Regions from separate parts of the Homo sapiens genome. Here all the other regions are linked to region 1. Evidence: chromatin contacts called from ENCODE Hi-C or POLR2A ChIA-PET data. All regions are on one chromosome and are shown on one strand. Each heading gives the region's core, a stretch centred on a gene start or an enhancer-like site at or near the end of the contact. The rest is flanking DNA. Distances are from core to core; before and after follow the strand shown.

What was found. A loop is a pair of places that touch in the nucleus more often than their neighbours do. ChIA-PET counts read pairs that join two places held with the same protein, here RNA polymerase II (POLR2A). Pooled maps may share reads with other maps.
Region 2: a loop to region 1 is called in a map of CD8-positive, alpha-beta T cell, with 24 times the contacts of the local background. The contact joins the promoter of CYTH2 here to the promoter of AKT1S1 in region 1. A Hi-C loop is called at or near these places in 3 of 168 maps with a recorded cell type or tissue (CD8-positive, alpha-beta T cell and naive thymus-derived CD4-positive, alpha-beta T cell) and 14 of 50 pooled maps. POLR2A ChIA-PET finds 5 or more read pairs at or near these places in 1 of 52 experiments (activated T-cell).
Region 3: a map of naive thymus-derived CD4-positive, alpha-beta T cell shows a loop between it and region 1 (8-fold over the local background). The contact joins the promoter of SPHK2 here to the promoter of AKT1S1 in region 1. A Hi-C loop is called at or near these places in 1 of 168 maps with a recorded cell type or tissue (naive thymus-derived CD4-positive, alpha-beta T cell), 1 of 37 single-sample maps with no recorded cell type and 13 of 50 pooled maps. POLR2A ChIA-PET finds 5 or more read pairs at or near these places in 2 of 52 experiments (B cell and activated T-cell).
Region 4: a loop to region 1 is called in a map of naive thymus-derived CD4-positive, alpha-beta T cell, with 14 times the contacts of the local background. The contact joins the promoter of CTU1 here to the promoter of AKT1S1 in region 1. A Hi-C loop is called at or near these places in 2 of 168 maps with a recorded cell type or tissue (CD8-positive, alpha-beta T cell and naive thymus-derived CD4-positive, alpha-beta T cell), 1 of 37 single-sample maps with no recorded cell type and 14 of 50 pooled maps.
Region 5: a map of B cell shows a loop between it and region 1 (24-fold over the local background). The contact joins the promoter of PPP1R15A here to the promoter of AKT1S1 in region 1. A Hi-C loop is called at or near these places in 3 of 168 maps with a recorded cell type or tissue (B cell, CD8-positive, alpha-beta T cell and naive thymus-derived CD4-positive, alpha-beta T cell), 1 of 37 single-sample maps with no recorded cell type and 11 of 50 pooled maps. POLR2A ChIA-PET finds 5 or more read pairs at or near these places in 5 of 52 experiments (CD4-positive, alpha-beta memory T cell, GM10248, MCF 10A and 2 more).

Annotation. Positions count from the first base shown.
Region 1 is chr19:49,876,105-49,882,277 of GRCh38, forward strand. It overlaps AKT1S1 (AKT1 substrate 1), which reads right to left and starts at 1,251. Exons shown (of 5, transcript NM_001098633.4): 1 at 1,133-1,251. It overlaps TBC1D17 (TBC1 domain family member 17), which reads left to right and starts at 1,598. Exons shown (of 17, transcript NM_024682.3): 1 at 1,598-1,640; 2 at 2,039-2,137; 3 at 2,394-2,468; 4 at 4,175-4,298; 5 at 5,164-5,371; 6 at 5,937-6,048; 7 at 6,138-6,173. The coding sequence starts at 1,620. It overlaps LOC124904743 (a long non-coding RNA gene), which reads right to left. Exons shown (of 4, transcript XR_007067293.1): 4 at 5,986-6,070. RefSeq lists enhancers at 1-831, 415-1,054, 1,235-1,574, 1,792-2,751 and a silencer at 1,795-2,084.
Region 2 is chr19:48,466,253-48,472,425 of GRCh38, forward strand. CYTH2 (cytohesin 2) reads left to right here and starts at 3,117. Exons shown (of 12, transcript NM_004228.7): 1 at 3,117-3,274; 2 at 4,101-4,248; 3 at 4,351-4,417; 4 at 6,073-6,173. The coding sequence starts at 3,256. It overlaps LOC105372430 (a long non-coding RNA gene), which reads right to left and starts at 3,281. Exons shown (of 3, transcript NR_186576.1): 1 at 2,759-3,281; 2 at 317-355. KCNJ14 (potassium inwardly rectifying channel subfamily J member 14) reads left to right here. Exons shown (of 3, transcript NM_013348.4): 3 at 1-728. RefSeq lists enhancers at 2,218-2,718, 2,423-2,582, 2,776-3,769 and a silencer at 3,133-3,322.
Region 3 is chr19:48,618,253-48,624,425 of GRCh38, forward strand. It overlaps SPHK2 (sphingosine kinase 2), which reads left to right and starts at 1,254. Exons shown (of 7, transcript NM_020126.5): 1 at 1,254-1,291; 2 at 2,150-2,301. The coding sequence starts at 2,263. RPL18 (ribosomal protein L18) reads right to left here and starts at 926. Exons shown (of 7, transcript NM_000979.4): 1 at 889-926. The coding sequence starts at 891. RefSeq lists enhancers at 1-397, 668-1,347, 1,508-1,597 and a silencer at 5,912-6,151.
Region 4 is chr19:51,105,544-51,111,716 of GRCh38, forward strand. It overlaps CTU1 (cytosolic thiouridylase subunit 1), which reads right to left and starts at 2,866. Exons shown (of 3, transcript NM_145232.4): 1 at 2,804-2,866. RefSeq lists an enhancer at 2,832-3,161.
Region 5 is chr19:48,868,754-48,874,926 of GRCh38, forward strand. It overlaps PPP1R15A (protein phosphatase 1 regulatory subunit 15A), which reads left to right and starts at 3,668. Exons shown (of 3, transcript NM_014330.5): 1 at 3,668-3,898; 2 at 4,472-6,145. The coding sequence starts at 4,481. RefSeq lists enhancers at 2,613-3,225, 3,226-3,837, 3,496-3,555, 3,666-3,775, 4,436-4,525 and 4 more and cis regulatory regions at 3,315-3,888, 4,075-4,575, 4,735-5,235, 5,615-6,135.

The DNA.
Region 1 (6,173 bases), core at 1-2,500:
CCCACACCCCAAGATGTGAGGAACCTGAGCATGAACGCGGTAGCCATGGGGTGAGCGCCTGGGGCCACGCTCAGCTGCCCCGAGACCTCCCAACCTCGCCCGGGGTCCAGGGAGGACCCACTGGTCTAGGAAGAAAACAGGAAATCCCGCCCAGACGGAGGCCAGGACCGGAAGTCCCGCCTTTGGACGGGTGAGGGGCGCCCCGAGGCCCCCCAAACCATCCCCCGACCCCGTGGACGTGGTCCACGGCCCAGGTAGAGATCCCAGGCGCTCTGGAACCGCAAGGTGAGACTGTCTACGATTTGCCTCAGGTCTGACAGGACGATTCCCACGGGCGACCCCCTTCCAGCGCTCAGCAAAGGATCGCTGGCAGACCTCTGCCCTCTGATCTGTGCAGGCCATACCCCTCCCGTGAGCCGCTCGCCCTCCCAGCGCCCCGCTGCCTCAGGACGGCCAAATCCTCCCCACACCGCGGTTAACAACGCCGCCTCCACTCACGTGCCCGTAGCCAGCATGGCCGGCCCGGCGCCGTCACCGCCCTCAAAAGACATGGCGGCGCCTTGCGTCACGTCCGCGCAGTTGCCCCGCCTCCTCTCCGCACACTCCGCCTCCCTTATCGGGGCCGCCCGAGATCAAGATGGCGGCCACAGGGGCTTCATCCGAACCAGTTGACAAGGGTGACGACAGCTTGCCCCTAAGAAAAATGGCCCCGCCTAGAGCATTTCCATTTGCCCCCAACAATAATGGCCGTCCTCATATGCTCAATCATGACCACAGTAAACGAAGGCAAGCGACCTGACGTCCCTGACCCACAATAAACTTCTTCGACAAAAGTAGAGGAAATCGGTGCTCGTTAACAACATGGCAGCCAACCGGGCTTAATCAGCCCATAGTGTATATTGGCTCTCCCTCCCTCCAACCTGCTCCCATTCGGCACGAAGGCTGGCAAAGATCCAACACGGCAGCATTTCTTGCTTCGGTTTGCCAGGCTTCAAAATGGCGGCTCAGCCCGCTTTCTCGCGACGGTGACTCAGAAATTCGTCCGGGGCCGCTTCGTTTCTGGGGGCACTGACGGCTTCATCCCGTTATCCTGAGTCCCTCAGTGCCTCTTGTGGTGTACAGCTCCTCTCACCTCCTCTTCTCTTATCCGTTCGGCTCTTCCAGCTGTCGCGCCCCGCAGAGAGATGGGACAGCCCCGTATTAACATGGCCTTAGCTGACCGGCTTAGGCCATGCCCTCGAGCAAAATGGTACCTCCTTGGCTTCAATTCCAGTATACAATATGGAGAAGGAAGTGGGCGTTTCAAGGCGTGCTTGCCCCAGGTGGTGCAGCTCTCAGACCCTCCCACTTGTTTACTTCGTGGCGAGAGGGCGAACACTGCGCCTGCGCACTCTCCGTAGCCGGATCCACCTTCAGCGTCTGCGCCACGTGACTCCGATCCACCCTCGAGGTTCCAGTGGAATAACCCCCTTCTGAAAAATGGTTTCACCCGCTCCTTCTCTAGAACGGGTCGGGCCGCTACCACTGTCCGGCCCGGAGGGGAACTGTTTTCTCCGGAAGTGACAACACGCTGACTAGGAAAAGGAGGAGGCGGGGCAGTGGGGCCTTCGGCGGCGACTATGGAAGGAGCCGGCTACAGGGTAAGCACTGAGGACGCATTCCCTCGCTTCAGTGTATGCGAAACGCCCCGTCTAGTGATCAGCTCTTCTCTCAGGCCTTGGCTCTCGAGAATCCGGCACGGCCTTGGCAAACACCGATCTCTTATAAACGCGCCGTCACCCTCCCGTCCACCGCCCCAGGGAAGAACCTCCCATGGCCCCGCCCCCCCGGCTCAGGCGACTCCTTGAGCCCTGCCCCCTGTGGAACGCACGTCAGCATCCGAACGCGGGCTGGACCATTCTCCCCGCCTTGGTCCCGGGGCAATGGCCCTCCCGGCCCCGCCCCCTGAGGGTGGCTCCTCCCTGGGCCCGTCCCTATTGGCTCCCCAGGCTGGTCCCCTCGCTTGGGCCCCAGCCCTCGCTGGTTCCCCCCAACTCAGGTGGTGTTTGAGAAGGGCGGAGTGTACCTGCACACCAGCGCTAAGAAGTATCAGGACCGAGACTCTCTCATCGCTGGTGTCATCCGTGTCGTGGAAAAGGTGCGCTGGGAGGGAGCAGGGCTCGGACCCGCTCCGAGCGGGATGCAGGCGGTCTGGGATGCAGGCGGCAGCTGTAGGAGTTTGGTCTGGCGGTCAGCAGTGGGACCTGAAGAAGGCTGGGTGTGGGAACTGGAATGAGGGGCGGGACTTTGAAAGGCTGAGGGTAGAAACTGGGAAAGTTTGGAAATTTGCAACGGAAAGTTTTGGGAATGTGGTTTGGGGAGCGCCTCTAACCCCGCCTCCCTCCTTACCCTAGGACAATGACGTCCTCCTGCACTGGGCTCCTGTAGAGGAGGCTGGAGATTCCACCCAAATCCTCTTCTCCAAGAAGGTAGGCTCCACCCGCTTTGCCCTTCTCCACTCGCTTTTTTTCTAGGTCCGTGCTGTTGTAAGTCATTTGAGGGACCTGCGTACAATCCCAGACCTACTCGTGGGGCATGTGTGACCCTGTTTAGGCTTGGGTACTCTGCCTCTCCTTTTGCTCCTCTCTGTGAAATGGGCAGAGGATGCCCATTCAAGGAAAAAGAGCAGGGAGCATAAGACGCACGGTCGTGGGGACGGCTGACCCCTCTCTCCCTTTGCTTCTTGGGAGATCCCTGCCAGGGTGCAAGATGTGGATTCGAGTTGCTTGAAGGGAAATGGCATTTCCTCTGGTGCCAGAGGACAGGGCCTGACAGCCTACTCACCCACTTCGTCACTGCTCCCGGCTTTCCCTTCGTTATGTCTCCTGGGACTTCCCATGGCTGGACCCCGTCCTGGGCAATTCTGAGACCCAGAGATAAGTCAGATCCAGACCCACCTAAGCCCTGACCCTTACTCACTTTTTGAGAAACTGATAGATGAGGTCGAAAACGCTAGGAAGTGTTGGAACTTTTTGCACCCAGACAGTCTGATTCCAGATCCCCAACGCTTCCTGGGAGAGCAGACATTTGAGCTGGGACTCCCAGGATATGAAAGGACAAGAAGGTATTTCAGGGACAGCAGAACAACCTTCAAGGCACACGGAGAAGTTGGATGCCTCTGTAGGGGGGTTCTTTAGTGGGGAATGAGACCTCCATTGGAGCTGATGAGTTCCACCCAGGGGCCGGAAGTCAGTCGGCACCCACAGAGCTAGTGACGAGACACTGGAAGGCTGAGCTGACCACCTGCGCTGCCCCAGGGCAGGAGGATGAAGATGAAGATGAAGATGACTCTCCACCTTGCTCCACAGCCAAACACAGCCAAGGCACCAGGAAGTTGCGTTACATCACTTCCGCTTTCCAGGTTGGCCTGCATCTGGTTGGTAGAATTTGTCCTGTGTCCTGGATTCCAGCTGCAAAGAAACCTGGGAAATGTAGTGTGTTTTTTTTGTTGTTGTTATTGTTTTTTTTTTTTTTTTTTGACAGTCTCACTGTCTCAAAAGAGTGCAAAGTGGTATCTTATTGTGGTTTTGGTTTGTATTTACCTGGTGAGTACAACAGTGTCCATTGAGCACTCCGCAGCCTGACTGCAGAGCCACCTGCTGTGTAGCATGGACCTCCCCATGCAGTGGGAGACATGGGGTCAAGTCCTGGCTCGCTCTCTGGCTGCATTGGGTGACCCTGAGCAAGTGCTGTACTTTCTTTTTTCTTTTTTTTTTTTTTTTTTTAATGAGACAGAATTTGCTCTTGTTGCCCAGGCTGGAGTGCAATGGCGCCATCTCAGCTCACTGCAACCTCCGCCTCCCAGGTTCAAGCGATTTTCCTTTCTCACCCTCCCGAGTAGCTGGGATTACAGGCATGCGCCACCATGCCTGGCTAATTTTTTTGTATTTTTTTAGTAGAAACGAGGTTTCTCCATATTGGTCAGGCTGGTCTCGAACTCCCGACCTCAGGTGATCCGCCCGCCTCAGCCTCCCAAAGTGCTGGGATTACAGGCGTGAGCCACCGCACCCGGCCTGCTGTACCTTCTTTGTGCCTCAGTTTCCCTCTTTATTCAATGGGGCTATCTTCCAGGGTAGCCTCGAGGCTAAGATCTGAATCCATGGCCCCTTACTGTCTGCTCCTTTCCTCTCCTAAGGACTCCAGTGGGGGTGACTCATGTGCTTCTGAGGAGGAACCAACCTTTGACCCCGGCTATGAACCTGACTGGGCTGTCATCAGCACTGTGCGGCCACAGCTCTGCCACTCAGAGCCCACGAGAGGTAGGCTGAGGTGGCGGCCCTTGAGAAGCACGTGTGGGCCAGGTAGGACACATCTTGCCCTCAGTGGTCACGGTCCCAAGGGCTTTGCTGCCCACAATCAAGAAGGCCACCAGTCACCACCTTCCAGTCCCAGGAGCATGGAAGTGAATGGGAAGACAGGACTGTCCCAGCCCAGGTCAACATGGCCAGTGTCTCTGAGACTGCAGCCTTGCTCATCCTACTGGGCTCCCGGATTGGCTGTGGGTGCTCCCACACCAGGCCTGCCCCTGAGGTTCGAGGCTGGTGGGGTGACAGATGCAGCCAGTTAGGGTGATTTGCACCATCCTGGGGTCACACAGGGTGCAGGGGACATCCAGAGAAGGCACGTGACCCCTCTGGGGAATGGAGATTCCTTCCAGGAAGAGGTGATGCTGGAGCTTGGCACTGAGGGACTCTTGGGAGTTTTCTCTTCTGGCAGAGAGAGCAGCCCGTGCAAGCCAGAGGCAGGCGGCCCCCGTGTGTTTAGGGAGCCGCTGGCCTTTCATTGTAGCTCAAGTGTGGGATTTTGAGTGAAGAAAGGTTGGAGGTAAGATAGGCAGGGGCGAAGGACAGACCCGAGGGGCCTCGAGTGCCAGGTTGAGGAATAGGGCCCTTACCCTGCAGGTCGAGGGGTGCCTAGGAAGGTTCTGGAAAGGTACATGTCCACTGGGCCCCCTTCCCATCTTACTCATTTGTGCTTCCAAGGAATGTGAGGCCAGGGGCAGAGGGGTGGCTTGTGGCGGGGCCCTCAGGAGATGCCTGTGCCGAAGGAACATCCTGGGTTGTGGTTGATAAGGCTGACTCTGGCTTCCCACGCGCTTCCCCCAACACAGTGCCGTCTCCCTAGGTGCAGAGCCCAGCTGCCCCCAGGGCTCCTGGGCCTTCTCAGTGAGTCTGGGGGAGCTAAAGTCCATCCGCCGCTCCAAGCCAGGCCTCAGCTGGGCCTACCTGGTTCTGGTGACCCAGGCTGGAGGTTCCCTGCCCGCACTGCACTTCCACCGCGGGGGCACCCGCGCCCTGCTCCGCGTCCTCAGCCGCTACCTGCTGTTGGCCAGGTGAGCTCTCTCCCAGTGCTGGGCCTTAAACCGGGCCCAGTCCCACCATGGCTGCAGCGTGACCCCTCGGGGCTGTGAAAGAAACACAACTCACACTGATTTAAAGGCAGGCAAAGAGTTGACCAGCACATATAACTAAAAAGTCAAAAAGGAGTATTGATTTCAGGCAGGACCCAGGTCCCAAAATGTTAGAAACAGTTATCCTTTTTCCCTCTGAGTTCGTTATTCTCTGGGGCCCCAGTATCCGTGGCTTAACAACCCGGCTGGATAGAAGGCACCTCTTTCCCCACGTTCCAACAAGATCCCAGAGCTGCTTCTCATTGGCTCGTCCCTGAGTCAGTCACACTGGACCGGAAGGTGAAAGGCCCTCATTGGCCAGCCCCGAGTCATGTGCCCACCCCTGGGATCCAGCTGTGGGCCTCCTTTAACAGCATTCCCTGAAATGAGGGGTTGCCCAGGGGTGGTTGGGACGCTGCAGCTGGAACCGATGTCGGCCGAGCACAGACAGCCTGGGACACTGGGCCCCTACCTGTGCATCACCTGTGCGTCACCTCCCGCCTCCCAGCTCCCCGCAGGACTCCCGCCTCTACCTTGTCTTCCCCCACGACTCCTCTGCTCTCTCCAACTCCTTCCACCACCTGCAGCTCTTTGACCAGGACAGCTCCAATGTGGTGTCAGTGAGTGTCCCCAGCAGGAGGCCTGGCGGGTGTGGGCAGGGAGGGACGAGAAGGGGCGGGCCGTGACCTCCCTTTGGCCTCGTCCCCAGCGCTTCCTCCAGGATCCCTACTCCACCACCTTCAGC
Region 2 (6,173 bases), core at 1,867-4,366, 1.4 Mb before region 1:
TATTTTTAGTAGAGACGGGGTTTCGCCATGTTGGCGAGGTTGGTCTTGAACTCCCGACCTCAGATGATCCACCTGCCTCGGTCTCCCAAAGTGCTGGGATTACGGGTGTGAGCCACCATGCCCAGCCGTGTGTCTGTTTCTTAAAGATATTATACATATGTATATTATATATATGTAATATAAATACAGATATCTATCTATTTTTTCCCTTGGTCCCTACAACAGGCTTAGAGATGGAGTGCTAGCTAATTGGAATGAGGTCCTTTTCAAGGACCCCAGAAGCTTTGCTCTAAATCCCAATGCTGCCCCAACTTACTGTGTCACTTTGGACTCCTCTTCATGTCAGTTTCCCCATCTGTAAAAACGGGATATTGGAACTTGAAGTTCTTCAGGGGCCTTTCCAGCAGGATGAGTCCTCACTACACCAAGGGTGGGATGGGCATTCGAGTCCTGGGGATTTCCCTCCTCTCCCCAGTGCTGGATCATACGGCCTTCCAGGAGACGCTGGGATGTAAGATACTCTTGGAGGCTGGCTCTGAACTCGGGTGTCTGAATCACAGGGCAAGGGTAGGCGTGGGCTGTGGCTAACAGCCAGAGTCACTTCCCTGGCCTAGCTTGGGGACCTGGGGAGGAGGAGGTAGCTCTGGACACCAGGGTTCTTCCCATTGTGGGAGAGTGAGTGTTTTAGGGGGAGACCTGTCCCCCAGATTAAAGAACTGGGAGCCCTAGCGGATGTGTCTGCGAATGTGTTTCTCGAGCATGGGTCCTCCGACCTGGCCCCCTGCCCATGCTACCATCTACCTAAGTGCCCCGCAGGCTGGGAGCCAACTGCAGAGGGAGCCAGTGACAGTGAGGAGGACGTGTTCCCACCCCGTGTTCTGGACCGAGGGCAGCCACTGTCATTGCCATTCAGCCTTCACAAGTGCTGCATCAACCCAAATGCCCCCTCCAGCTTCTCCATCTCCCTTTATCCCTCAGAATCCCCATGTAATAACCGGATGGGATTAATTAGCTGGCTGCTCTCTCAGCTCAGGGTGTCTGGGGTAGGTAGGGATGGGGGCAATGGAAACGCAGGGTTGGGGAAGGATGTTAAGTTGGAAGTGAAGGGGCAGGGAGGGGGTTTCGTTTGAAAGGAGTATGGGAGCAGGGCAGCCCAGCCTGGGTTTCCACTGGGGAGGGCAGGGCCTGGGCCACTCATAAAGGTCAGTGAGGGGATTAGGAGCCTCCATGTCTAATCCGACAGCTTAACTAGGTCCTGGCCCTGAATCCGTCTCCACCTGCCCAGCCCAGGGACAGCAAATGAGGACGAGGCCCAGACACCACTTCAGCCCCCATTACGGCTTCCCTCTTTACAGGGGTGCCTGGGTTCCCTATTCCAGCCAGTCCCTTGACCACATTCCGTTACAAATAATGGGACATAGAGGCTGGGGAAGGGGAAGGGGAAGGGGCCTCAGAGGAGGGAGGAGTTTAAGAAGGGCAAGGGTGGCTGGGCACGGTGGCTCACGCCTATGGGCACGGTGGCTCACGCCTAGCACTTTGGGAGGCTGAGGCGGGTGGATCACCTGAGGTCAGGAGTTTGAGACCAGCCTGGCCAACATGGCGAAACCCCGTCTCTACTAAAAATACAAAAATTAGCCGGGCATGGTGGTGGGCGCCTATAATCCCAGCTCCTTGGGAGGCTGAGGTAGGAGTATCGCGTCAACCTTGTGGGTGGAGGTTGCAGTGAGCTGAGATCATGCCAGTTCATTCCAGACTGGGCAAAAGAGCAAAACTCTGTCTCAAAAAAAAAAAAAAAAAAAAAAAGGGCAAGAGTATGAGAGGACAAGGGGGACCGTGACGTGAGGGGAGCCAGAGAGGAAAAAAGGCCTCTGAGATGGGAGAAGGAATCAGAGAGGTGGGAGGATGCTGAGGAAAGGGGAGTTGTCTTAGCAGGAGGATGCTTGGGGAAGGGAGGAGTCTTAGGAGGATGCTAAGCTAAAGGAAGGAGTTTGGAGAAATGAGGGAGGAGTCTGAGCGGCAGAAGGTGCCAGGAAGGCCGAGCCTGTGCTTTCACTAAATTTCACCTTCCCCTGTTCCATTCCCCATGACCGATACCAAATAGCATAGCATTTAGAAAAAAGTAAATCTTGGCCAGGCGCGGTGGCTCACGCCTGTAACCCCAGCACTTTGGAGGGCCAAGGTGGGCGGATCATGAGGTCAGGAGTTCGAGACCAGCTTGGCCAACATGGTGAAACGCCCGTCTCTATTAAAAATACAAAAAATAGCCAGGCATGCACCATCATGGTGCAACCCTGTAATCCCAGCTACTCGGGAGGCTGAGGCAGGAGAATTGCTTGAACCCGGGAGGCGGAGGTTGCAGTGAACCGAGATCGCGCAACTGCACTCCAGCTTGGGCGACAGAGCAAGACTCTGTCTCAAAAAAAAAAAAAAAAGAAAAAACGAAGAAGTCTTTTGTTTCACCACTCCACGACTCCGAAGAGGCTGAGGGGGATGGGGAGGGCATAGATGGTGATAAAGAAGGAGTTCGGCGGTAAGAAGGGGCTGAGAGGAGGGGAAATACGCGGAGAAGAAATGCAAAAGAAAAGGAGGCCTAAAGCCGCTCCCGGTTGCATGGCAACCTTTGCGGTCAGAAGCCAGCATGGCCTGCTAGGAGGTGTGGCTTACGGAAACAAGCCAGTTCTAGCCCCGCCTCCTAGCAACAAGACTAACAAAGTACCGCCCCCTAGCAACGTATTATCGGAGGCGGGGCTCGGTTTACCTAGACTCCAAGTGTCCAGGGCCTTTGAGCAGGCGCAGAGGTGGCTGTACCGCGTGGCTCCGCCTCCGCGCGACACTTTTCCGGGGCTTCTCATTGGAGAGCAAGCCTGTCAAGTGCTTTCTGTTGTTTCGGAGGCGGGGCCTGCTGCCCTGCCTGCACTCCGATTGGCCCCGCGGGCCGTCTACCTCTGGCCGGACATACCTACACCGGCTTTTTGTACGACTGTTGGCCCTGGAGAACGATCCTTTGGTGGCGAGGGCGGGGAGGACGAAAGCGCCCACTGTGGATTGGACAGTGTCAAAAAGAGGGGCGGTCCCTACTGAAGGGGCGGTTGGGCGACGAAGGGAAGAGTCTTTTCAGCGCTGAGGACTGGCGCTGAGGAGGCGGCGGTGGCTCCCGGGGCGTTTGAGCGGGCTCACCCGAGCCCGCGGGCCAACGCGGATCCAGGCCCGACTGGCGGGACCGCCCCGGATTCCCCGCGGGCCTTCCTAGCCGCCATGGAGGACGGCGTCTATGGTAGGTCGGGGAGGGGCGGGGTCGGCTGGGAGTTGCTGGAGCGTTTTCTCCTGAACGTTCCGCCGCGAACGTTTCCCCCTGGCGCGCGGCGCCCAGAAGCGTTCGGCTCAGTCGTAGACTTGTCGCGCCGCTTTTGTTGGGCGCTGGACGGGCTTCCGGCGGGGCCCGAAAGCCGGGCGTTCCAGGCCATTGTTTGGGCTGAGCCTGTTTCCGGTGGCGGCGGGAGGGGCGGGATGGAGTGGTGGAGGCGAGGCCGGGGCGGAACCATTCCCGCTGGAGGGGCGGGCGAGCCCAGCGCCTGCCGGGGCCGGGGAGGGGCGCTTGGGTTGCGGGGAGGGGAGAAATCTTGGGGGGCGGGGGCCTTCGATGTCCCGCCCCACCTTCCCAACTCTCCTGAGCTGTCATCAGTTCCCCCGGCTGTAGTGACTTTTCATGGACCCAGTAGTCCGGATAACCAGGTCCCCAGCTACCTCGCCAGTAATGGAGTCAGAAAACCAAGGCCTCAGTCCCCTTCCAAGTAATGGACCTAGAAGCCGAGGCCCCCAGCCCTTTCTTCCCTCAGATCTAAGAGCTCAGGCACCCATTCCCCTTCTCCCTCAGACTCAGGAATCCGGGCCCCAATTCCCCTTGTCCCCCAGGACTCAAGAGTTTAGAGCCCCAGCTCTTTCTCCTCTGCAGGGAGGAATCCAGGCCCCCAGCCCATTCTTCTGTGCAGACATAGGAAGCCCCTTACACATCCTCTCCCAGCTCTGTCCGCCCCCAGATTGCAGGAATTCAGGCTCACGGCCCCTAGCACTGACTTTTAAACCTTGACCCCGATCCCTAGAACCCCCAGACCTGACTCCGGAGGAGCGGATGGAGCTGGAGAACATCCGGCGGCGGAAGCAGGAGCTGCTGGTGGAGATTCAGCGCCTGCGGGAGGAGCTCAGTGAAGCCATGAGCGAGGTGGAGGGGCTGGAGGCCAATGAGGGCAGGTGAGGGCTGGGGCGGATGACCTAGGGGGCGTGGGGTTGGCTGAGGCCAGGGATGCCCAGGCATTGACCCTCCACCCCCAACCCTGCTCTCTGCTCCTGCAGTAAGACCTTGCAACGGAACCGGAAGATGGCAATGGGCAGGAAGAAGTTCAACATGGACCCCAAGAAGGTGCTTGGGGCCACAGGACTGGGATCAGCTGGGCAAACATCCAGGCAGGGGCTTCTGGCACCTCCGGGTTCCAGAAGCGTGATGGTGCCGGGTCTATTCTAGGTGGACAGACTTGGTCCTAATCCCTGGATTCAGATACTGGCTGTCCATTTGTTTTCTGAACACTGAACACTGACCAAGTGTTCCAGCCCTCCTGACTGTTTTGTCCCCTGCCTGGAAGGTCGTCTTCCACTTTCTACTTGTATGGGCGCATTTCTGGTCCCAAGATGAGCTCGAGTCTTGTAGGGGCTGTGGACAAAGTGACATGCACAAAGGAGAGTTGACCTCTCTCCCACAAAGGTGCCGTGACGGAGGAAGGTATCAGGGTAGTGGACCTCTGGAGGAGGCAGGCTGGTGGAGTCAGGGAGGGCTTCCTTGAGGAGGAGACATTCAGGTCGGGTTTGAAGGATGAGTAGGTGTTCACCAGGTGGAGGAAAGGCTTTTGTTCACCTACTCTTTGTGTGTGTGTGTGAGACAGAGTCTTGCTCTATCACCCAGGCTGGAGTGCAGCGATGTGATCTCGGCTCACTAACCTCCGCCTCCTGCGATTCTCCTGCCTCAGCCTCCCAAGTAGCTGGGCTTACAGGCTCCCACCACCATGCCCAGCTAATTTTTGTATTTTTAGTACAGATGGGGTTTCACCATGTTGGCCAGGCTGCTTCCAAACTCCTGACGTCAGGTGATCCGCCCGCCTCAGCCTCCCAAAGTGTTGGGATTACAGGCATGAGCCACCGTGCCTGGCCTGTTCACATACTCATTTAACACCCATTTTCTGAGGCCTCTCAAGAGTCTGATCCTGTGTAGGGCAATGCTGGGGACCCAAAGAAGAATTAGATGCTGCCTTGTGCTCAGAGAGCCCTTGGACACCGATACCACAGTTCACAGTGAGATAAAGCAGTAGTAGAGAGGTCTTCGTAGCACAGAGAGTGAGAGAAACCTCCAGTCTAGCCAGGGCTTCGAGTTCACAGCCCTTGAAGGACTGCGTCTGCTAACAGGTTGTCACGTTATTCTTTCCTGAAGCAATTGGAATTCTGTTCAGTCATTCAACAAACATTGATTGGCTGGGTTCGGTGGCTTATGCCTGTAATCCCAGTGCTTTGAGAGGCCGAGGAGGGAGGATTGCTTGAAGCCAGGAATTTGAGACCAGCCTGGGCAGCATAGTGATAACTCATCTCTAGAAAAAATATAAATAAATAAATTAGCCAGGTGTGTTGGGGCATGCCTATAGTCCCAGCTTCTGAGGAGGCCGAAGTGAGAGGATCCCTTGAGCCCAGCAGTTCGAAGCTGCAATGAGCTGTGATCACGCCACTGCACTCCAGTCTGCAATAGAGCGAGACCAGGTCTCAGAAAAAAGAGAAAATGTACTGAGCACCTGTGCCTTGCCAGACCCTGTTGTTGGTGCTGGAATTAACCAGGCAAAGGCAGAGAGGGTAGGCCATGAAGTGCAAAGGCCATGAGTTGGGAAGAATGCTATTTAAGACCTGTGAGAAGGCTGAAAATGAAACCTGGCCCTGGTCTGTTGAGGGTGGGGGTAGGTCTGGATGCTGAGGTTCCCAGGGAGGTGAGTGGGGTGGCTTTCTGGCCCTCAGCACTGAGACCTTGTCCCCACCCACCAGGGGATCCAGTTCTTGGTGGAGAATGAACTGCTGCAGAACACACCCGAGGAGATCGCCCGCTTCCTGTACAAGGGCGAGGGGCTGAACAAGACAGCCATCGG
Region 3 (6,173 bases), core at 4-2,503, 1.3 Mb before region 1:
AACCTAGCAATACTACTAGAACCACCTCTCCTACAGCATCAGTCAATCCAACAACCCTTACCAAATAGTGTCTTTTTAAAACATCGTTTTTAAAGTGGAGACAGGGTCTCACAATATTGGCCAGGCTGGTCTTGATCTCCTGGGCAAGGAATCCTCCCGCCTCGGCCTCCCAAAGTGCTAGGATAACAAGCGTGAGCCGCCTCGCCAGGCTCCTACCGCCCTGCTGCCTTTCTGAGCAACTTAAGTTTTTCAGACTGTGTTGACAATTACAAGAACTATTTAATAGCTCCACTTATGCAGCACTTACTGTGTGCAAAACCCCGTGATGAGCATCTCCTGTGAATTATTTCTTCCCAAATTCACAAACTTGTCAGATGAGATTACTGTGTACCCAACGAACAGCCAGACACTGGGGCAAAGGCTCAAAAACCATCACAAGGTGGGAAGGGGCCTGAGACTCAGAGACCTGCCTGGTCCCCAAATCCAGTTATTCGGCTCTCGATCCTCTCACCCGCCGCGGCCCCCATCGAACCCGACTTTTCATACTAGAAAGTGACAGGTCCAGATAAAGGCAGCAAAGCCAAATAACTAAGAGTGGCTGCGGGTCCAGCCACCTGGGTCGGAATCCTGGCTCTGCCACTTCCTGGCTTTGTAAACCCAGTCATATCAGCCTCCGAGTACCTCCACTTGGTCATCTACTAAGTGGGGGCGGTAGGCTATGACTGACCCATCCCTGCTTTCCTGGCCCCCAGAGTAGGTCCCCAGTATCGGGAATTGCTCCCTCCGGGCAGCCGCAGACCCCCTGCCGCCCTCCAGCGTGCCCCTAGCCCAAAACCACGGCGGATGGCAGCGGATTATCCAGCCCCGAACGCCGCAAAGCGAGCTCACCATGATGGCGCCTCCTGCTCGGCCAGGTCCGGAAAGAGAGAACGGGCTGGGGTGGGCGGGGAAAGCCTCAAGCGAGTGGCGCCGCCGTGACGTCACATGGGTGCGACGCGGCGCTCTACCACGATCCGGACTTCTCTGTGGTGAGTTGGACGACTGACTAGCCGGGCGATAACGGCAGAGAGCATAGAGCGCAGGAACAAGCGCAACGTCCAAGAGGGAAGGGCCAGCACGTCGGGGGCCTCTCTGGCCCTACCCAGGCCGTGTTCTCGATAGCTTTCCGGAAGAAAGGGATCTGGGAGCGAGATGCGTGTAGCTAGCACGATGCGTCGCGCGGTGACGCTCTGGCCCGACGCCGACGGCCTCTCAGTGGCTCCCGGAGGACCCGGCGGGCCCAGTGTTGGAGGTGAGGAGGCGGGGCTGGCAGGGCTAGTCGGGGCATCTGGAAATTTCCGACCCCACGCTTCGGGCGTTTCCTTATCAGGTTCACCGCTCCCTGATCTCGCGCTGCACTTCGTAGGCGCAGCCGCTGCTTGGGAAGTCCTACTTAAGGTCTAACCCGAGATGATCTTGCTGCACCTCAATCTATAGCATCCTGTATTCCCATCCTTTGAGTTCCGCTTCTCCTTCTCCCCCGGCCCCTAGATGGCCCTTCCCTGACCTAGAAAGAGGGAGACAGAGTTTCATAGGGGAGGCAAAATGGAGACTCCGTGGCTTGGGGGTGGGGGGAATGGAGGCCCAAAGGGTAGGAAGGAGACCTAGAAAGAGGGGTGAGATGGAGACCCAGGGAGAAGTAGTGGCAAAGAAAGATGGTGAGATGGGGCCTTGCAAGGCTATAACCAAATTCAAATCCTGGCTCTGCTAGTTACTAATGGGGTGATTGGGCAAGTCATTTAACCTCTCTGTGATCTTGGGAAAATCACTTAACTTCTTTGGGCCTTACTCTCCTTATGGACAAAAAGGGGATGACAACAGGCCTGGCACACAGGGGTGTTTTTCAGGATTATGAAAGTTAATAAAACTGCTGAGGTCAATATTTTGCACATAATAAGTGCTCAATAAAAATTAGCCTTCACTCCTATTATAGCATACATATTGTGTGCAACCAGATGGACTGGCTGGGGCAGTGATTAAAATGACTTATCTACTCTTCCCCCCACCCGCCAGGGAGGCCCCTGCCTCTTGGTTCTCAGGCACATTGAGCCTGGAAGGGCCTCCTGCAGTTGGCTGTCAATGCTGCTCCTCACTTACCTCTCCTCCACAGAGCTGAAGGTCAGGCCAGGACAGTGAGACCTGACTCCTTGCTCCTACCAGCCTACTATGGCTTAAGACCCAGGGCCAGGGTCCCGTTGATGTAACAGAGCAGAGGACCAGCAGATGAATGGACACCTTGAAGCAGAGGAGCAGCAGGACCAGGTAAGGGACCATCTAAAAGCCAAGATCCTCATACTGTGGAAAGACAAAATCTGAAGCTTTTCTTTAAAAAAAAAAAAAAAAAATTGGAGGCCAGGCGTGGTAGCTCAAGCTTGTAATCCCAGCACTCTGGGAGGCCAAGGCCTGCGGATCACCTGAGGCCAGGAGTTCGAGATCAGCCTGGCCAACATGGTGAAACCCCATCTCTACTAAAAATACAAAAATTAGCCAGGCATGGTGATGCGCACCTGTAATCCCAGCTACTCGGGAGACTGAGGCAGGAGAATCATTTGAACCCGGGAGGCAGAGGTTGCAGTGAGCCGAGATCGCGCTGCACTCCAGCCTGGGTGACAGAGTGAGACTCCGTCTCAAAAAAAAAAAAGAAAAAACAGGGTCTCACTCTTGCCCAGGCTGGAAAGCAGTGGCACAATCACAGCCTACTGCAGCTGCAACCTCCTGGGCTAAAGTGATCTTCCCACCTCAGCTTCCCAAGTAGCCTCCACCATGGCTGGCTAATTTTTTTATTTTTATTTATTTATTTATTTTGAGGTGGAGTTTCGCTCTTGTTGCCCAGGCTGGAGTGCAATGGCACGATCTTGGCTCACTGCAACCTCCGCCTCCCGGGTTCAAGCAGTTCTCCTGCCTCAACCTCCCAAGTAGCTGGGATTACAGGCATGCGCCACCACACCCAGCTACTTTTGTATTTTTCATAGAGATGAGGTTTCTCCATGTTGGTCAGGCTGGTCTCAAACTCCCGACCTCAGGTGATACGCCGGCCTCGGCCTCCCAAAGTGCTGGGATTACAGGCATGAGCCACTGCACCCGGCCAATTTTTTTATTTTTTCTAGAGACTAGGTCTCCCTCTGTTGCCCAGGCTGGTCTTGAACTCCTGAGCTCAAGGGATTCTCCCACCTCAGTCTCTCAAAGTGTTGAGCTTACAGGCATGAGCCACCGCGCCCAGCCTGGGAGCCCTTCCATAAGTGATTTCAGACCTTCTCTCCAGGCAGGTGTTCCAGTGGGATAATTTAGGAATCAGAGAAACTGAGGGGTTGAGGAGGATACTTATTATTTATTATTTAGGTGCACTGGCCCAGTCAGATTAACATCGAAAAAGACTGAGCACCGAACAAAGAGTCAAGTTACATTTTAAGTATTTCGTGGGGTAGGGGGAGATCTGTGCAGGGGGAAGCATATTATAGCAGCGAGAAACAAAGACAGTTATTCAATTGAGACATGCATTACATTATTTCTTACTTTTCAAGGAAAAACATGTTTTAGGACTTGAGTTTATCCTGTCTAGTGACCTTGCAGCTGCACAGTTAGAGAAACAGGGTCTTCACGATGCCTGGGAAAGGGAGTTAGATAAGGCTCACTAGCCACAAACAGAAAAACAGGCAGTTAATTTTTAAAGGACTCAATCTCGGGCCGGGCGCAGTGGCTCACGCCTGTAATCCCAGCACTTTGGGAGGCCGAGATGGGCGGATCACGAGGTCAGGAGATCGAGACCATCCTGGCTAACACGGTGAAACCCCGTCTCTACTAAAAATACAAAAAAAATTAGCCGGGCATGGTGGCGCGCGCCTGTAGTCCCAGCTACACACGGGAGGCTGAGGCAGGAGAATGGCGTGAACCCGGGAGGCGGAGCTTGCAGTGAGTCGAGATCGCGCCACTGCACTCCAGCCTGGGCGACAGAGCGAAACTCCGTCTCAAAAAAAAAAAAAATAAAAAAAAATAAAGGACTCAATCTCTTTCTCTTCCTCAGGGGGAATTGGGTTTTTTACATACAACTGAGTTTTTGCTTACACATTCTTTAATTTCTTTTAATTCCTGTTTCAGTGTGAATAGCTTTCTCCCTACTTCCCAGACAGGACAGCTGAGGCCAAGAATTCAGGGGCTTCCCAGCAGTCACACAGCAAGTGTGTGTGAGCTGCAGGGTCCTTTCTCCTTTTCCTCCTCCCTGTCCTCTCGTCTGTGTGACTTAGGCTCTATGTTTGAATCTCAGCTTCTTTGCCCAGTGTCTCTGCCTTTCCTTCTCCCAGGGCCCCAAGCTCAGTTGCTGTGCCCCAGTCTCAGTCTTACTGGGTTTCTGTTCCCCCTTCTCTCCGTGTCATTCCTTGGCACATACTATCTGGTGCTGTTGCTACTGTGGGTTGGATGCTAGGTACATGATTTGGCAATAAGCAAACTTCTTCCTACATTTGTCTCTCTTTTTTTTTTTTTTTTTTTTTTTTTTGAGACAGAGTCTTGGTCTGTTGCCCAGGCTGGAGTGCAGTGGCATCATCTCGGCTCACTGTAACCTCCGCCTCTTGGGTTCAAGCGATCTCCTGCCTCAGCCTCCTGAGTAGCTGGGATTACAGGTGCGTGCTACCACACCTGGCTAATTTTTGTATTTTTAGTAGAGATGGGGGTTTTGGACCAGTGAGGTGGCTCACGCCTGTAATCCCAGCACTTTGGGAGGCTGAGGCGGATGGATCACGAGGTCAGGAGATCCAGACTATCCTGGCTAACACGGTGAAACCCTGTCTCTACTAAAAATGTAAAAAATTAGCCGGACGTGGTGGCACGTGCCTCTAGTCCCAGCTACTCAGGAGGCTGAGGCAGGAGAATCGCTTGAACCAGGCAGGCGGTTCAGTGAGCCTAGATCGTGCCGCTGCACTCCAGCCTGGGTGACAGAGCCAGACTCCATCTCAAAAAAAAAAAAAAAAAAAGAGAGAGAGACGGGGGTTTCTCCATGTTGGTCAGGCTGGTCTCGGACTCCTGACCTGGCGATCCACCCGCCTCGGCCTCCCAGAGTGCTGGGATTACAGGCGTAAGCCACCACGCCTGGCCTACAGCCTACATTTGTCACTTTCTAGTGAGCTCTGTCCTTGTCTCCTAATGCATATCTCTTTCTCTCTATGCAATTCTGTTTCTAAGTCTCCTAATATATACTTGCCTTTCTTTCAATTTCACCATGTCTTTGCCTCGGTGCATCTGTCAACATCTTCACTTTCTGTCCCAGTTCCTCCCAGCCCCTGGGCTTCCAATATTCTCTCCCTCCCTCACCTTTGACCTAGAGATACTGTCCCCATCTCTCTGTCTCTGTCTTGCCATGTGACTGGTTCATTCACTGGGCAGATGTTTATCTCATGCCGCTTCCATTCTGGTTTGAGCCTGAGATAAATAAGTCTGAATTAATGAGCCTCTCCTTCGCGGCTTCCATTCCAGAAGTGTCTGTCTCCATCTGTCTCCGTGTCTGTCATTTTCAGGGTTTTCTTGTATCCTTACCTTGCACATTCTCAATCCCACTGTTTTGGTCTCTTGTTTATATCTCTGCTTTTCTCTGGGTCTCTCTGACTCTGTAACTGTCCGAAAAAAAAGTATCCTTCACTTTCCCCACTCTCCCTCTCCTCCCAGCTCTCTTATTGCCTCATCCAACCTCTGTGGGTCTCTGCCTTGCTCTGTGTCTGGATCGGATCTCTGGGCCTTTGTTACGCGTGTTAGAGTCTCTGTCTTTGCAGCTAAAGACCTCCTCCCTCACGCCCCTTTTCTTTTGTGAATTCAATGGATGAGACAGGCCCACTCTCCCTTAACAAAGATGGCGACAACGGCGCTGTCTATGGGGCCGCGACGTCGTCTCCGCTGCGCGTCGGCCCTCACCCACGATGGCGGCCAGTCTCCCGAAGCGCGAGGCCCCGCCCAGCTCTCGGCCTCTCCCGCGGCCGGTCCCTGCACCAAGCTCGCGAGCTGACTGGCTCCACCCCCCGCGCCCTCGTATTGGTGCGGCCCAGGCCGGCTGCACGGCCATTGGCTGAGCGGATGCACACCCTCCCCCCACCCCTAGGTCTGATGGGGGCTGTTGGTGCTGACTTGCGGGACCGCCTGGAGGAGGACCC
Region 4 (6,173 bases), core at 1,616-4,115, 1.2 Mb after region 1:
ACCTCCTTGCCATTCAGAGCAGGTCACGCTGCTTCTAGGATTTACCACAATGTGTGGAATTATTTTATGTGACTATATATTTACCATCTCTAACTTCTATGAGGGCAGAGACCAGTACCACTCAGATGTCTAATAGGCATCTCAAAACCCAAATTCCTGATTCTTCTAACCCAGCGTGCTTCTCCTGGAGTACAGGGCAGCTCCATCCTTCTAGCTGCTCAGGCCAGGAGCTTTGGGGTCCAGGACCCTGGACTGCTCTTTCTCTCACTGCACTTGTCATGCTCCCAGTGGGTGGCACCAAACTGCAATGCCAAGTCCGGACCTTTTCAAACTCCAGGTACCTAAATGAAATTTAGCAAATCCTGTTTGAATGTAGTTTCAAAACAGCCAAACACTTAGGACCGTCTCCACGGCAGCACCCTAGTCTGGTCTGTCTCTCTCCTGGACGGCTGCATGGGGCTCCCCACAGGTCTCCTGCTCCCGCCTTGCCTCCTCTACAAACACTCCTTCACATAACAGCCAGTGGGATCATGCCCTGAATCTTCTCAGCATCCTCCCCTGGATCCCATCTCACTTTAGTATAATAACTGCTAATGGCCGATGAGGCCCTACATGTGTGGCTCCTTGTTTCTCCAACCTCCTCTCCTTCAGCCTTGATGTCGTTTACTCTGACACCTGAGGAATACTCCTGCTCCAGATGTTTGCACTGGCTCTCCCCTCTGCCCTGAGTACTCTTCCTGCCACTGAGCCCAAGAAGCAGCCCTTAGGACTCATCTGCAGTGACCGTCGGGAACATCTGTCACAGGTGAGCAGCAACTCTTGGAATCTTTCTTCCCCCGACTTTTGACTCACTCCTTCTGTGCTCCTGGATTTCCTGCTCAATTCTCTTTTGGGGACGCCTCTTCATGTCCTCAGGTCCTGCCTAGCACCCATCTCTTTCCATTTTTTAAAGATTTTTAATTTAATTTAATTTAATTTTTTGAGATGGAGTCTGGCTCTGTTACCCAGGTGGAATGCAGTGGCACAATCTCGGCTCACTGTAACCTCTGCCTCCCAGGGTCAAGCGTTTCTCCTGCCTTAGCCACCCGAGTAACTGGGACTACAGGCGTGTACCACCATGCCTGGCTAATTTTTTTTTTTTTTTTTGTATTTTTAGTAGAGATGCGGTTTCACCATGTTGGCCAGGCTGGTCTTGAACTCCTGACCTCAAGTGATCCGCCCGCCTCGGCCTCCCAAAGTGCTGGGATTACAGGCGTAAGCCACTGTGCCCAGCTTCTTTCCATTCTTATGAGCGCCTCTGAATCATGATATTCAGATGTCCCTCCTGGCTGGTCCTCCACATGGCTGGGGCACCTTAAAGATGTTCAGACCCTAAGCGCCCAGACAACCTATTTCTTCCTCGAAAGGCAGAAACCTGTTCTTGCCCATCTGTTCCCTCTCTTCTGAGAGCAGCCACCACCTTTCATCCAGCCCATCTGCAGGACAGGACGTAACGTCACCCTGGACTCATCTCTCCTCACCCCCTAAATCTACAGTCACCCAGTCCTGGGGGGTCCACGTCCTGAGGAAGGGAGACGCTCGCAGGGGACAAGGCTGCACAAGTTAGCAGAGCCTCATAGGCCATGATGTGGAATTTTAGGTTTATTCAGGAGGAGATGGGAGCCTTGGGAGGTTTTTGAACAGTAAAGTGGTATGATCTGGCATGTTTTAAAAGGATTCCTAGACTGGTCAACATAGCGAGACCCCATCTCTAAAAAAATAAATAAATAAATTAGCTGCACCTGGTGGCACAGGCCTGTAGTACCAGCTACTCAGGAAGCCAAGGCAGGAGGATCACTTGAGCCCAGGAGGTCAAGGCTGCAGTGAGCCATGATCGCACCAGTGCACTCCAGCGTGGGTGATAGAGTGAGACCTTGTCTCAAATAAAAAAAGTGGGATTCGTTTGGCTGCTGTGTGGGGAGGACTGTTGGTTGTCAGGGACAAGGACAGAAGGCTGGAGGTCAGCACACTAGACAGGAGTGCTGGCAGTAGAGGTGGGAAGAAGTGAAATTTTGGATCTATTTTGAAGGTGGAGCCCACAGGACTTGTATAAGACTGATTGGAGTGGGGACTGGGGCAACGACGAGAGAAAGTGATGAAGGGTAACTTTGAGGTTCTGGCCTGAGCATTGGAGGGACGGTGGGGCCATTTTGTGAGGTGAGAAGACCAGGAATTCCATTTGGCCACGTCAGGTTTGACATGCATGTTAAGCGTCTTCCCTCAAAGACTTTATGGACCCTCGTCACTGAGTCGAGCGCCTCCACCAGGGCCCTCAGAGCTGCCCTGATCCTGACTAGCTGTCACTGGTGACAGGTCTGTCTCTCTGCTTCAAGGCAGGGACAGGGTTGGTCTGGTGCCCTCGCTCCCGCCGCCCTGCGCAGAGTCGGTGCTCAGTAAGTATCTGTAGGATGAGGGAATAATAAGTGCTCCCAGAAGAGAGGCCGCGGACCCCAGGGATGCCTCTGGATTGCAGCCTTGTCAAAAGGACAGATAATGTGTGGCATGGGGGCGGGGACAGGCAGATAGTAACATAGGGGCGGGGGCAAGCAGATGGTCTTATCCTGTCTTGGGGAAGGGAGTGGCCCGGTAAGAGACAGGCCGGACCGCAGCGTTCAAAGTGGGAATCCTGGCTACAAGGCCTCAGGGACACGGGCGCTGGGAAATCACAGAGGCCTTACGCTCGAAGAGACCCTCAACCCTCCCACGGCACCGCAACAAAGAGCCGGAGTCCACATGCCGACCCACCGCAGGAGGAAATACTCACCCGGGCAGAACTCAGTGCTGGGATGCCCACACTGCCCACCACGCGGAAGCCTGGCCCGGAAGTGACTCCGAGACTACCACTCCCATAAGGTCTTGGGGCTTTCTTGCCTAGAACTCCCAGAAGCCCATGCGACACTTCCGCTGGATGCGCCTACGGCTCCGGGGTCCCGCTTGGCCTACAACTCCCAGAAACACTTGCATTGCTCTTTCTGCCGCTCCCAAAATACACTGCTCCCCCTCCCCCCGCGTTTACTTTCTGCGCCTGCGCGCGGCCGCAGGGAGCGGCGGAGCTGCGTGTACTGTTGTCATGGCAGCGCGCTGTCACCCGGCAGGTTGCTGGATGGGCGAAGTAGTTGTATTCTGATTAACTGATTTTGTGGGATTATTATAGGATTTTAAGGGGATTACAGGGCCTATGATTTCTGCCCTTTGAGGCGGGGTTGCGGGTGGGAATTGAAGGTGGAACTGCAGGGGTTGGTCGCTAGTGTAAAAGGCGCAGATAGCGCATGCGTAGAGCAGACTTCGAGGATTGGAGTGGAACTCCGCGCGCACGCGGGGGCTGTCGTGATGCGCGTGCTGGAGACCCAGACTCTAAACAGAAGGATCCAAAGACCCTTCTCACCTAACCCAGGAGCCCAGAGGCTCAGAGACTCAGACCCTTGAGACTAAGGGGGTTAAAAACGCAGACCCCTGGCACCAAAGCACCTGAGAGAACCAGTAGACCTGGAGACAACCGTCTGCACCCTAGACACAGGGATCTGGAGGCCTCCACCCTCCCCACAAGGCCCAAGGGTCTTGAAGACCCCGGTGACTCAAATACCGGGGCACAAGGAGTTTAAGGACTCAGATATCTGAGACCCTTGAGATCCAGGTCCCCAAACCTAGGTCCTCGAAAAAACTGAGGCTCAAAATTCCTCTAGACGGCGCGGTGGCTTACACCTGTAATCCCAGCACTTTGGGAGGCCGAGGCGGGTGGATCACGAGGTCAAAAGATGGAGACCATCCTGGCCAACATGGTGAAACCTCATCTCTACTAAAAATACAAAAATTAGCTGGGCGTAGTGGTGCGCGCCTGTAGTCCCAGCTACTCGGGAGGCTGAGGCAGGAGAATGGCTTGAACCCAGAAGGCAGAGGTTGCAGTGAGCCGAGATCGCGCCACTGCACTCCAGCCTGGCCACAGAGTGAGACTCTGTCTCAAAAAAAAAAAAAAAATCCTCTAGATTAAGGGACCACCAGAGCCTTAGACTGAGATGTGGAGATGTGCAGAGAGCCCCAGGATGTGTAGGTCTACGGCCGGTGATGACGTGAGAAGGAACCCCATGCACCCTGTAGCCCATTTTTTTCCCCCATAACAGGAAACCATGATGCCTTCCTTTCATATTAAATGAGCTCCGTGAGGTCACTCTTAAGCCTTATCATGGGCCAGTTCTGTTCATCTGTGTGCGTTGGTTCATTTGTTGAATTTATTTCCTGAGGTCTCCTTGTGCCAGGCTGCCCCTGGGCTAGGTTTAGGTGACACAAATGAATCAGACTTGGTTACTGTCCTCTGAGCATCCCCCACCCCTTACACCACCACCCTGTCCTCCTGGTGGGGGAGACAGGGACTTAGTCAATATGGAGTGATAAAGCTTGACATGGAAGTGTTAAGAGCCTTGAAAGCTCAATTTCAATCACTGCCAGCCAGGGTGTCAGAAAAAAAAAAAATTCAACAAAGGCTGCTATGTGCCATGCATCATCTCAGTTTGTTCATCTGTGAAAGGGGGGCAATAATAGCCTGCCTCATAGGATTTATGCGAAGTCAAATTGAATTAACAACACCTCTAAAGAATTTAGAACAGCTTCTGGCACATAGTATGTGCTCAACAAGTGGTTATTATTCTCATCTCAATTCTCATAACATTAAGATTATATGTTACATATGAGTTGGGTACAACTGTAATTCTTCTTCTTCTTTTTTTTTTTTTTTTTTTGAGATGGAGTCTCACTATGTCACCCAGGCTGGAGTGCAGTGGCGCGATCTCGGCTCACTGCAACCTCCACCTTCTGGATTCAAGTGATTCTCCTGCTTCAGCCTGCTGGGTAGCTGGAATTACAGGTGCGCTACCACACCTGGCTAATGTTAGTATTTTCAGTAGAGACGGTGTTTCACCATAGTGGCCAGGCTGGTCTCAAACTCCTGACCTCAAGTGATCCCAAAGTGCTGGGATTACAGGTGTGAGTCAGCATGCCCAGCCTTGTAATTCTACTTAGGTGAGGATCTTGAAGCTCAGTGATGTCACTTCCCTGGACTGCCTGACTCTACAGCAGGGGTTGCAAACCTTTCCTGTAAAGGGCCAGGTAGCCAATATTTTAGGCTTTGTGGGCCACAGGGTCTTTGTGGCAACTCTGCTGTTGTATGTTGAAAGCAGCCATTGATATAAGATAAGCAAGTGAGGGTGGCTGTATACCAATAAAACTTTATTGATGGACACTGACATTTGAATTTCATGTAATTTGCATGTGTCAGGAAATATTCTTCTTTTGAAGAATTTTGAAGATTTTACACCATTTAAAGATGTAAAATCATTTGTAGCTTGTGGGCCATGTAAAAACAGGCAGCAGGCCCGATTTGGCTGGTGGTCTCTGGTTTGTAGCTCCTTGCTCAAAGCCTGTCTCCTTAGTCTCCAAGCTGTGCTTGCTCCTGGAAGAGGTGTGAAGTGTGGCAAAGGAGGTTGAGAATTTGAGGGTCGAAATGGCCTTTTAATACAGAAGAAATCGCCTGAGCAAAGAAAGATCTTGTGGCAAGAAAGCACAGGGTGCCTTTTGTTTGAATGCAATTTATGTTATCTAATCAGGTTATGCACTTAAATGCTATAAAATGGAAACAGTGCATAGACTCTACAGTGAAGTCTCCCTGTCGTCTCCCCCCACCCACCCACTGTCTAGTTCTCCTCCTCAGAGGCAGCCTCTGTCCTGCAACAATGTGGGAGTGCATGCTGAATCGGGGTGTATAGAGTTTCCCCATTCTCCTCTGTGGGACCAGGATAAGAGTGGGATATTTGGGGCTCCAGAGATAGATGGGAAAAGAGGTGAGGTCAGCCATGAGAAGCCCTCTCACTCCCAGCCCTCTGCTGTCTGGTTTCTTTCCTGTCTCCCCTAACACAGTCTCCCGATCAACACCAGTGGCCTCTTTATTGACAAATAAAGGTCTAACCTGGGCTCTACCTACTTCTGAGTCTCTTTGCCCTGACCACAAAATCTACCCTCCCTGGTCCTCTTTCTGGCCAAACCATGTCAATCAACTTGCCAGGAGCCTTGTACTCCACAGCGCTGTCATTTCTCTGCAAACTCCCCAGGTGAGCTCATCCACTCCTGCCACTCCCGCAACTTCC
Region 5 (6,173 bases), core at 2,418-4,917, 1.0 Mb before region 1:
GGCCCCCCAATTCCCAGGTCCCCTAAGGACCAAGGTTGGGACTTCTCAGTGTTTGGAGAGTTGGACTTGAGGCCTGCACTCCAGGGCCCCCGTGGGTTTGCTGCTGTGGTTGGGGGCCTGAGCCACTGGTGTCCTAAACGGAGGAGGCTTGTGTCCTGCAAGGGGTGGGGACTCAAATTTCCAAAGCCCTGGAGGGAATGGGTTAGGGATCCAGACTCCTGGGTGCCCGAGAAGGTCTGAGCTAGGATCAGGACTCCTGAGTCGTGAAAGAGCTGGGGGTCTGGAAACATGGCTGTGCTTGGAAGGGGCCAGGGACGGTTTGTCCAGGTCCCCTAGGGAGAAAAGGGGATGGTCCCAGTAGGGCAGGGTGAAATGGAGAGTTCCAAACCTCCACCTCAGATCCAGGTGAGAATTCTCTTCTAGACTGAGGACAACTCCCTCAGGAGAGAGACATGATTCCTTGGTATATTTTGAGGAACAAGATTATGCATCCGTAGGCAGGGGAGGAGAGCGGGGGGCTGGAACTGTCACCCAGGGCCTGGAACTTGTAGCAGAAGCGCCCCCACCCGCACAAAGAGTGCCACCCAGGCAGAATCGCGGCTTGTGGGGGCAGAGCTACTGCCTAAGTCTGAAGCAGATGACACCCAGGAGTGGAGCCTTGTGCCTGTGACCGGGAAGGAATCTGAGCTTTCGGTTTAACTGCCATTCACCATGCACCTGTTGAGCACCTACTGTGTGCAGGCACTGTCTGTTGCAGCCACTGAGAAGAAAGCAGTGAGCCCTGGCTGGGTGCAATGGCTCACGCCTGTAATCCCAGCACTTTGGGAGGCCAAGGCAGGAGGATCGCTTGAGACCAGGAGTTCAACACCAGCCTGGGCATCATAGCGAGACCTTGTCTCTATTTAGAAAATGAATTTCTTTTTTTTTTTTTTTTGAGGCGGTGTTTTGCTCTGTCGCCAGGCTGGAGTGCAGTGGCGTGATCTCGGCTCACTGCAACCTCCGCCTCCCGGGTTCAAGCGATTCTCCTGACTCAGCCTCCTGAGTAGCTGGAACTACAGGCACATGCCACTGCACCCGGCCTAAATTAATTATTATTATTATTTTTTTGAGACGGAGTCTCGCTCTGTCGCCCAGGCTGGAGTACAGTGGCACGATCTCAGCTCACTGCAAGCTCTGCCTCCCAGGTTCACGCCATTCTCCTGCCTCAGCCTCCCGAGTAGCTGGGACTACAGGTGCCCACCACCACGCCCGGCTAATTTATTTTGTATTTTTAGTGGAGGCGGGGTTTCACCGTGTTAGCCAGGATGGTCTTGATCTCCTGACCTCATGATCCACCTGCCTCAGCGTCCCAAAGTGCTAGGATTACAGGCGTGAGCCACCGCGCTCAGCCTAATTACTTTTTTTTGAAAAGCATTGAGCCCAGCAAAGTGCCTGATCTCATAGTGCTTACATCCTCATTCTCATTTGCAAGGAATCTGGACCCTGCTGTGACTATCTTGGTCAAGTGGCTTCATTTCCAAGCCTGTTTCCCCATCTGTGAAATGGGAACAATGACACCCTCGCACTCGGGGAGGAAACCAACCACATGTGAAAATAGGAGACTCTAGCCAGGCGTGGTGGCAAGCTCCTGTACTCCCAACTACTCAGGAGGCTGAGGCAGGAGAATTGCTTGAACCCGGGAGGCGGAGGTTGCAGTGAGCCAAGATCATGCCATTGCACTCCAGCCTGGGTGACAGAGTGAGACACCGTCTCAAAAAAAAAAAAAAAAAAAGAAAGAAAAAGAAAAAAGAAAGAAAAGAAAAAAAAAAGAAAATGGGAGACTCTAGGCTGGGGCCTGTGGGCTAAATTGGGGTAGGAGGCCAGGCACAGTGGATCACAACTGTAATTCCAGCACTTTGGGAAGCCAAGGCGGGCAGATCACCTGAGGTCAGGAGTTCAAGACCAGCCTGGTCGGCCGGGTGCGGTGGCTCACACCTGTAATCCCAGCACTTTGGGAGGCCGAGGCGGGTGGATCACAAGGTCAGGAGATCGAGACCATCCTGGTTAACACGGTGAAAAACCCCGTCTCTACTAAGAATACAAAAAAAATTAGCCGGGCGTGGTGGTGGGCACCTGTAGTCCCAGCTACTAGGGAGGCTGAGGCAGGAGAATGGCGAGAACCAGGGAGGAGGAGCTTGCAGTGAGCCAAGATCGTGCCACTGCACTCCAGCCTGGGCGACAGAGCAAGACTCCGTCTCAAAAAAAAAAAAAAAAAAAAAGACCTGCCTGGTCAACATGGCGAAACACTGTCTCTACTAAAAATACAAAAATTACCCAGGCATTGTGGCACATGCCTGTAATCCCAGCTACTCCAGAGGCTCAGGCAGGAGAATCGCTGGAACCCAGGAGGTGGAGGTTGCAGTGAACCGAGATGGCGCCACTGAACTCCAGCCTGGGCGACAGAGTGAGACGCCTACTCAAAAAATAAATAGGCTGGGTGCAGTAGCTCACGCCTATAATCCTAACACTTTGGGAAGCCGAGGCAGGCAGACTGCCTGAGCTCAGGAGTTCGAGAACAGCCTGGGCAACATGGCGAAACACTGTCTCTACTAAAAATACAAAAAATTAGCTGAGTGTGGTAGTGCGTGCCTGTAATCCCAGCTACTCGGAGGCTGAAGAGGGAGAATCGCTTGAACCCGGAAGATGGAGGTTGCAGTGAGCCGAGATCACGCCATTGCACTCCAGCCTCGGTGACAGAGCGAGACTCCATCTCAAAAAAAAATAAAAAAATAAAAAATAACAAATAAATAAATAGGCCTGGAGTGGTGGCTCACGCCTGCAATCCCAGCACTTTGGGAGGCCAAGGCAGGCAGAACACCTGAGGTCAGGAGTTCGAGACCAGCCTAGCAAACATGGTGAAATCCCGTCTCAGAAAAATAAATAATGAATAAATAAATAAATAAATAGGCCGGGCGCGGTGACTCACGCCTGTAATCCCAGCACTTTGGGAGGCCAAGGCGGGAGGATCCCCTGACGTCGGGAGTTCCAGACCAGCCTGACCAACATGGAGAAACTACGTCTCTACTAAACAAATACAAAATTAGCCGGGCGTGGCGGCACATGCCTGCAATCCCAGCACTTTGGGAGGCCAAGGCGGGAGGATCCCCTGACGTCGGGAGTTCCAGACCAGCCTGACCAACATGGAGAAACTACGTCTCTACTAAACAAATACAAAATTAGCCGGGCGTGGCGGCACATGCCTGCAATCCCAGATACTCGGGATGCTGAGGCAGGAGAATCGCTTGAACCCCGAAGGCGGAGGTTGCGGTGAGCCGAGATCGCCCCTTTGCATTCCAGCCTGAGCAACAAGAGCAAAACTCCGCCTCAAAATAACTAACTAAATAAATAAATAAATTGGGGTGGGAAGGCATTGACCCTGAGCTGAGAGAGAACTGGCTCGCTGTTGAAGCAGGGCCACGCATTTGATTGACAGTTCGTTTGTTGGAGGGGCGTGGTCACGCTCGGAAACTCCGCCGTGACGTTGCAAAAGCTGGAATCTCCGCGAGAAGTCCTGTCTTACTTCCACTTCCCACCCTTCGGGTTGCGGTCTCGAAACCCCGCCTCTCTTCGTGACGTCAGCACGCCGGGCGCGGTAGGCTATAAAAGCCTAGTGGCCATTGTGTTCGTTGCTCTTATCGGTTCCCATCCCAGTTGTTGATCTTATGCAAGACGCTGCACGACCCCGCGCCCGCTTGTCGCCACGGCACTTGAGGCAGCCGGAGATACTCTGAGTTACTCGGAGCCCGACGCCTGAGGGTGAGATGAACGCGCTGGCCTCCCTAACCGTCCGGACCTGTGATCGCTTCTGGCAGACCGAACCGGCGCTCCTGCCCCCGGGGTGACGCGCAGCTCCCAGCCGGTGAGTAAGGGGTCGGAACGCCTGGGTCCCCACGGGGCTGGGGGCCCGGATTTAGAAAGGAGAAGGGGTTGGGAGCCTGGAGTCCTGAGCCTGAGGGAGGAGGGATCTGGAAGCCAGATTCTTGGGTCCCCCGTGAAGGAATCATCTGCCAAGTAGGGGGTCGGGTCAGAATGTTTCAGTCTGCGAGGGAGGAGGGTGTGAGGGTTTGATTTGTCAATCTTCAGCAGAATGAGAGAGCTAGGGACTATGACTTTGTCGCCAAGGGAAGCAAGTAAAGACTTTTGTTCTTGGTTCTTGGGACTGGGAGTTCTGCGTCTGAAGAAAGAGAGGGCTGGGGGCTTGGACCCTTGGATCTAAGGCAGAACTAGGGGCTCAGACTCCTGGCTATTGAGAGATAAGAACAGAGCCAAGGGACAGAGATGGGCGTGGCCGAGATCAGAAAGGAATTTGGGACTCTCGCGTTGCTATTTACAATAGTTGTGTTACTATTTCCGTTGCTATGACTCATAGTCACGCCCGGATGCCATCCTCTAAATGGCCCCTAAACTTTATTTTTTTCTCCCCCTTTTCCAGCCCAGACACATGGCCCCAGGCCAAGCACCCCATCAGGCTACCCCGTGGAGGGATGCCCACCCTTTCTTCCTCCTGTCCCCAGTGATGGGCCTCCTCAGCCGCGCCTGGAGCCGCCTGAGGGGCCTGGGACCTCTAGAGCCCTGGCTGGTGGAAGCAGTAAAAGGAGCAGCTCTGGTAGAAGCTGGCCTGGAGGGAGAAGCTAGGACTCCTCTGGCAATCCCCCATACCCCTTGGGGCAGACGCCCTGAAGAGGAGGCTGAAGACAGTGGAGGCCCTGGAGAGGACAGAGAAACACTGGGGCTGAAAACCAGCAGTTCCCTTCCTGAAGCCTGGGGACTTTTGGATGATGATGATGGCATGTATGGTGAGCGAGAGGCAACCAGTGTCCCTAGAGGGCAGGGAAGTCAATTTGCAGATGGCCAGCGTGCTCCCCTGTCTCCCAGCCTTCTGATAAGGACACTGCAAGGTTCTGATAAGAACCCAGGGGAGGAGAAAGCCGAGGAAGAGGGAGTTGCTGAAGAGGAGGGAGTTAACAAGTTCTCTTATCCACCATCACACCGGGAGTGTTGTCCAGCCGTGGAGGAGGAGGACGATGAAGAAGCTGTAAAGAAAGAAGCTCACAGAACCTCTACTTCTGCCTTGTCTCCAGGATCCAAGCCCAGCACTTGGGTGTCTTGCCCAGGGGAGGAAGAGAATCAAGCCACGGAGGATAAAAGAACAGAAAGAAGTAAAGGAGCCAGGAAGACCTCCGTGTCCCCCCGATCTTCAGGCTCCGACCCCAGGTCCTGGGAGTATCGTTCAGGAGAGGCGTCCGAGGAGAAGGAGGAAAAGGCACACAAAGAAACTGGGAAAGGAGAAGCTGCCCCAGGGCCGCAATCCTCAGCCCCAGCCCAGAGGCCCCAGCTCAAGTCCTGGTGGTGCCAACCCAGTGATGAAGAGGAGGGTGAGGTCAAGGCTTTGGGGGCAGCTGAGAAGGATGGAGAAGCTGAGTGTCCTCCCTGCATCCCCCCACCAAGTGCCTTCCTGAAGGCCTGGGTGTATTGGCCAGGAGAGGACACAGAGGAAGAGGAAGATGAGGAAGAAGATGAGGACAGTGACTCTGGATCAGATGAGGAAGAGGGAGAAGCTGAGGCTTCCTCTTCCACTCCTGCTACAGGTGTCTTCTTGAAGTCCTGGGTCTATCAGCCAGGAGAGGACACAGAGGAGGAGGAAGATGAGGACAGTGATACAGGATCAGCCGAGGATGAAAGAGAAGCTGAGACTTCTGCTTCCACACCCCCTGCAAGTGCTTTCTTGAAGGCCTGGGTGTATCGGCCAGGAGAGGACACGGAGGAGGAGGAAGATGAGGATGTGGATAGTGAGGATAAGGAAGATGATTCAGAAGCAGCCTTGGGAGAAGCTGAGTCAGACCCACATCCCTCCCACCCGGACCAGAGGGCCCACTTCAGGGGCTGGGGATATCGACCTGGAAAAGAGACAGAGGAAGAGGAAGCTGCTGAGGACTGGGGAGAAGCTGAGCCCTGCCCCTTCCGAGTGGCCATCTATGTACCTGGAGAGAAGCCACCGCCTCCCTGGGCTCCTCCTAGGCTGCCCCTCCGACTGCAAAGGCGGCTCAAGCGCCCAGAAACCCCTACTCATGATCCGGACCCTGAGACTCCCCTAAAGGCCAGAAAGGTAGGTGCTGAGAGCCCAGATTCTATTT